Linked DNA regions of Homo sapiens: region 2 is linked to region 1. The links are chromatin loops, found by intact Hi-C in ENCODE. Cell type or tissue: IMR-90. All regions are shown on one strand. Each heading gives the region's core, and the rest is flanking DNA. Links, peaks and the distances in the headings are about the cores only.

Region 1 (2,929 bases), core at 236-2,735:
AAGCCAGACCAGAAACCACACAGCAACACAGACAGCCACATATTCCAAACAAGGCTAAAGTTAGTAAAGGAAAATATAGCAACTCAAAGCCAGTAACACCGTAACCCTTAATAGCCCACAGAATTAGACACTCCATCCACACAAACAGATCTGAGCTCTTCAGATCACCCCACATGCTGAGCTACAGTAAAGATTTTGTTTTATAAATTTTTTTAAAGTTCAAAGACCTTTTAGTCTATAAAAGATACTAATGTTTGATGTCTTTGGGCCCAAATTAGAGTGGAGGATGAGAAAAGGAAAAGTGTTAGGGTATATTTGAAGGTTTCTTATTGCCACCAAAGGGTGGAGTAGTCAAGGCAAAGTGCTGAGGTTACAGCAACAACAAAAAGCATACAGAAAGTGGGACCTGCTTTTAAAAAAAAAAAAAAGACCATAAACTCTACAAGCTACTATACCCCTCTTTGTCTTACCTAACAAAACACTGAATCATCCAAAGGAAATGAGGCAGGTATCTACCTCCTTTTGTAGAGCTTATCAATTTCTACTAAAATACTTCATTTTTCAGTCATATTTAGTCATATTTATAAATTTTCATTTGTAGAGGTTCTTACCCTCTTTTTGTGCCAAGAATCCCTTTGGCAGTTTGATGACATGTAATGAGCCCTTCTCAGACTAATGTTTTTAAACATACAAAATAAAATACAAAGGATTACAATTGGAATCACTTATACTTAAATATCAAAAGTCTTAAATTGCTATACACATGTGCACTTCTGTAATAATGCATTAAATAACAAAATCTAGCAGCAAGTCTTTTTGTTGCCTACACTCATAAGTGAATGAAAATGCTAAACTGCAGTTTGAATATCATGAAAATCAAGACATGTTTTTCCCCCATCTAAGTTCAAGAATGTCCCGAACTCCATCTGTGGACCCTAGGTTAAGAACCCTTGGTTGAGAGAGCCAATAAAAATACATTTTGTGAAGCATCAAAAGAAAAAAAAAAAGTCTTGCAAAATGCATTATCCATTCAACTGTGAGGTGAGAGGAACTAAGAGAGTAAGCAATATTTTTCCAAAAACCACCATGGGCCATTAGTCAGCAAGAGAGCCACATGCTTCAAATTGAATCCAGAAAGGATGCTTTGAGGAACTGACAGCGCTGCTGGAATCTGTCTTAAAGTGAGGAAAGGGTAGAGTAGGGGAGTACAGCCACCCAGCTCAGCCCAGATCAACTATGAACTTGAACCTCTCTTGTTCTGGGAGCCTGTGTCCTCAAGAATAAAATATAAGGGCTAAACATATACCATGACCATTAGGCCCCCTTCCAGTCCTAATTTTTTTTTATTATACTTTAAGGCTGGAATACATGTGCAGAATGTGCAGGTTTGTTACATAGGTACATACGTGCCATAGTGGTTTGCTGCACCCATCAACCCATCATCTACATTAGGAATTTCCCCTAATGCTATTCAGTTCTAAATTTTTATCATGAGATCATCTCCTCTTTATGCTGGTTATTTCAGTCTATTTAGCTAAATTTCAAAACATCACTGTCTTTCTTAAACTTGGAACATAAAGTTTTACACAATTTAAATGCTCCCATGGGTAACCTAACACCAATGAGTCAAACAGATGTATATCATTACAACTTTTTTAAACATTCTGTTTTTACGCACATCTTCATAAAAAACAACCACAGCATTGATCTTTTCTGCTATTAAAACAACTGTCAGGGAACTTAGAATATGTAACTAAATAGTTTCTACATTTGCGCCAATGAACAGAATTACTGAGCACAGACCAGGAAGGGCTCTTGAAGCCTACCTAATCCAATCATATTTTGCAAATTGATAAAGAAACAGAGAGGAGGAGGAGGAATTAAGCCAAAGTCACAGAGCCAGTCAGCAAGAGAGAAGGGCTTATTCAGGTCACCCACCTGTAAATGCATGTTCTTCCCACTATACCAAACTGCCTCTCAAATCCTGAGCCACTTCCCTAACCTTAAAACGTAAGTTTAAAATTATAGCAAAAAGACCTGCTGGTTAGACCAGTCATTTTTCTCTACCTTCAGTTAAGTAGTGGACACAACAAAGAGTTGTGGCTATGATACATTAACTGGCTGGAATCATGAAATAATTAAATTCCACTAATCAGCCCAGAAAGTGATGAGCTCACTAAAATCCTAGCTATGTGGAATCTCTTAATAATACTGTGTAACACACAAAAAGATATAGAAGTATTTAGATATGGATATAGACATCTATCAGCTCTTCATTCTGCTCTCCAGGATTTCCTAGTAATGTTTCACTATGACATTCGAAAGTGAGCAAAAAGGACAGTCACATAACCATTAAAAAAAAAAAAAGCACTGAATTTGACAAGCAAAGCTTCTATCAATACCAAATATTAGGCATTTTTAGATCTCAGGAATCATCTCATTATTCAGAAAATCTACTTGAAATTTTCTGTTTTCCAATATTTATACCCCAGAGGACATAAAGATAATATCATAAAGATGATATTAATTCTATGTGAATGTTATTGTTGTTTTAAGATGAAGTACACTGTCTCAAATCCTAAGGGTGGAATATGAATAAGGTTCTCTCTAAAAATCTTCCTACCTAGTCACTCTTTCACCTGCACTCTTCAATGTGTTCAACATTGGTAAACAGTCAGAAACCTACCCTCGAAAAAAGAAAAATACCACAATTCAAGTATTCAAAAACCAGACTAGCATCCTCTACTCACATTTCACCTCCTCAGAGAGAACTTCCCTCACCTTCCAGCCGAAGAAACCAATACCCACCTAAGCAGTCACTCTCCAAGTTTATCAACTCCTCTTCAGAACTTGGCTGCACCTGAAATTGTCACTTATTACTCCTCTATTTGCATGTTTCTTTCTGTTTATGCCTGTCACTCCACTCTAA
Region 2 (2,929 bases), core at 233-2,732, 77 kb before region 1:
CCAGTGCTCTTCCTTGGGTTCACATTTAAAGACCAAGTTTAATGTTTTTTTAATTGGTGTTTTATACCTAGATTAAATGTATTTTAATATTAGAGATGACTGTGTGACTTTCTTATTTAAAAAGAAGGCCTATGAAATCCAAACAAACTTGTGAAATCTTTAGACAGTTCCATTTAATAATGATCACTAATGGCCATTAGACCAGGCAAAATCTATGAGGCAAACAATCAGAATGTTTGTTTGAAATGCAAATGTAAGACAACTAATGAAAATGCCAACAGTTCTTCTGCTAAGGCCTGCTGTGATATTAAAAACAGTCTAACAGGAACTTTAAGAAGGAGAGACCTGATTCAGGAATTCAGTTACTTAAAAAAGAATCACCTTTGCCTGAAGTACAGGCTGTTCACTTACAGTCATCAGCATTTCAGAAATCAAAAAGCCAATATTTCAACAACTGCGTGTGTATTTTTGGCTGAATGGTGGTTATATTGATTATTTTACCAGCCCTTTAGTGAGATTTCCTTCCTTCTTGGTCGTCATTTCCAGTTCTAGATGGTACCCTATAGGGTAACGAAGGCAGTAGAGTGTGGTAGTTATGAAAGGAAGCTCCGGCATTAGACAGACCCAGGCGTGTCTTCACTCCACTTCTCACCGGCTGTGTGACCCTGGGGAGGTTACTTAACACTCTGTGCCTCACATGCCTCATCTGAAAATGGAAATGATAAAAGCCCTACCTTGTGAAACTGTTGTGAGGGAAAGTAAAAAAAAATATGCAAAGTGCTTATTAGCACAGAATCTGGTGGCCATAGATATTACCTGTATGACACAGAATAAGCACTCTGTATTTGAACTCTCATTATTGTTAGGGCAAGGTGGTGTAGTAGCAGTAAAAGAAAGAAGAAATACCTTCTGTTACAATAACAACTACAAATATTTGAAAATGAATTATGACACAGATTAAAAAGAATGTAAACAGTTATATTGAGGCCTTGAATTCTGTCTTTAAATCGTTGCTCCCTGTATTGTAAGAACTCTTCGTTAATCACTTAAACTGCTGACTGCCAGCAAAACCTAAGCTTCATACAGACCCACTGTCTACCAGGTGAATACACCTAGCGTTGCCATCCATGTAAGGTAATTTCTACAGTGAAGGTAAACCCCAGATACACTCAATCAACATCAAGTCAACAAAGATTTATTGAGCACCACCTGTGTATATGGCACAACCATAAACAGAACTTGCAGTACAGCTTAATTAAATCCCTGGGCCCTGGTAAGCTGAGTGAAAACTACATGTAAATACTTAAGAAATAGCTGGCTGGTTTATCATACATATTTACAGATTTTAATTTACCAAAACAACTTGTATCTTATCCGTTTATATAACCTGTAGGGTCTGTGTTTAAATCAGGATGAATGTGTCAAAGTAGCCATTAAACTGAATTATCAGGGGGTTTTCACTAATACTTGCTAGTTATAAACCTCAGTTCATTGCTAACCACACCCTGAGAAATCAACAAGAAGAACCATGAAGCACTGGGTAGATTTAATTATTATTTTAAATGTAATCTTCCATTTTAATATTCCTGATATAAAGAAGAGTTTTTCATTGCATTGGGGAATCTACCGTCTGTGATTAGTTGAGAACTTTCATTCTCATGGTTCTTGGTTAACTGAACTGTGACTCAGCAGTAACATACCAAGACGAGAAATGACCAGGCCAGACCGTCTCTTGTATAAACAAAAACAGAACAGAAGTAAATGGAGATTAGAGCCCAGGCAGAACCGCTACATTCAGTTTCCAAATATGGGCATGTGGAGACACTCAGGACAATCACTAAGGACAACCCAGAAGCATCACATGATGACTCTCATGGGGGAAGACCTTGGGCAGCAAGAGAGAAACTTTTGGCTCACACATGATAGTAATAAAATTGTTTTTGTTTACAGAATTCTTGTAGGAGGAAGGGGGAAAGATACAAGGTAAAATTAATAAAACTTAAGAAAATAACAGTAGAAAAAGTAAGTGAAGTCATAAGCTGGCTCTTTGAAAATATGAGTAAAACAAAAGCTATTTAAGCAAGAAAAGAAGAACAAAAAATATACAAAATTAGGAACAGACAAGGTGATATAATTACAGACACTAATGATTAAAATAAAGTGAACATTATTCACTTTGTCAAAAATCCAGAGTAGATGGAAGATTTTCTAACAAAATATAAAAGTACCAAAATTGACCAATGAATAGATAGAAAACAAGAACCATTTATACCCTCTCTCTACTTGTCATCAATATCCCACCATACTGGGTCATCTCCATCAGCATATAAGCATGCTCTCCTATCATCCATCATTAAAAAGTCATGACCCCCAAGCCCTCCCTAGTTTTGCTACTCCCCATCACTGCACATCTGTTCCAAAGAGCTGTCACATGTGGGCTCTGCACTTGCTCATCTCCTGCTTATGGCTCAGCCACTCCATGCTGGACACTGTCCCCGCTGCTCCATCAGATTTGCCTTAGCCACCATAGCCACCAACCTGCAAGTGGTCAAATCTAAGTCCCTTCCTTTAAGTCGCATCTCACTGGACTCACTCAGTGCATGTGATGTTGTCAGCTACTCCAGTCTGCCTTAGGCACACTCCTCTCATGCTCCATGATGCCACGCTCTCTGGGTTCTCCTCCCTATTTCCTGGTCACTCCTTTTCAGCCTTTGTCTAAAGGATGAATTCACCAATGCTCAGTCCTAAATCTTCTGCCCCTCTCTACATGGTTGAATTCCAGATTCATGTATCCAATTTGTGCCCTCAACTCTTCCCCTCATATCTCACTGGCATCTCAGACTACACAAGACCCAAACCAAACTCTTTGAGTTTCTCCTTAAACCGGCTCCTCTTTTTTGCCTTGAATGGCATCATCATCCATACATTA

The links. Hi-C counts contacts between places; a loop is a spot of excess contacts. Peaks named below come from ENCODE experiments on the same cell type or tissue, not always from the same donor. Only the 100,000 strongest peaks of a DNase experiment are listed, where the experiment ranks them.
Region 2: a loop joins it to region 1, with 2.7 times the contacts of the local background. A loop is called at or near these places in 15 of 110 quality-filtered maps.

What each region holds. Positions count from the first base shown.
Region 1 is chr14:56,120,677-56,123,605 of GRCh38, reverse strand. The region is part of intron 1 of PELI2 (pellino E3 ubiquitin protein ligase family member 2); the gene reads right to left. Among named protein-coding and RNA genes, the nearest start is that of PELI2, 3.7 kb to the right of the region's middle. In IMR-90, for the core only: no CTCF peak of the experiment used is centred there; a DNase peak (open chromatin) is centred at 1,645; H3K4me3 peaks cover 14 bases; H3K27ac peaks cover 351 bases.
Region 2 is chr14:56,198,148-56,201,076 of GRCh38, reverse strand. The region is part of intron 2 of PELI2 (pellino E3 ubiquitin protein ligase family member 2); the gene reads right to left. Among named protein-coding and RNA genes, the nearest start is that of PELI2, 81 kb to the right of the region's middle. RefSeq lists an enhancer at 1,696-1,885. In IMR-90, for the core only: no CTCF peak of the experiment used is centred there; a DNase peak (open chromatin) is centred at 1,756; H3K27ac peaks cover 1,747 bases.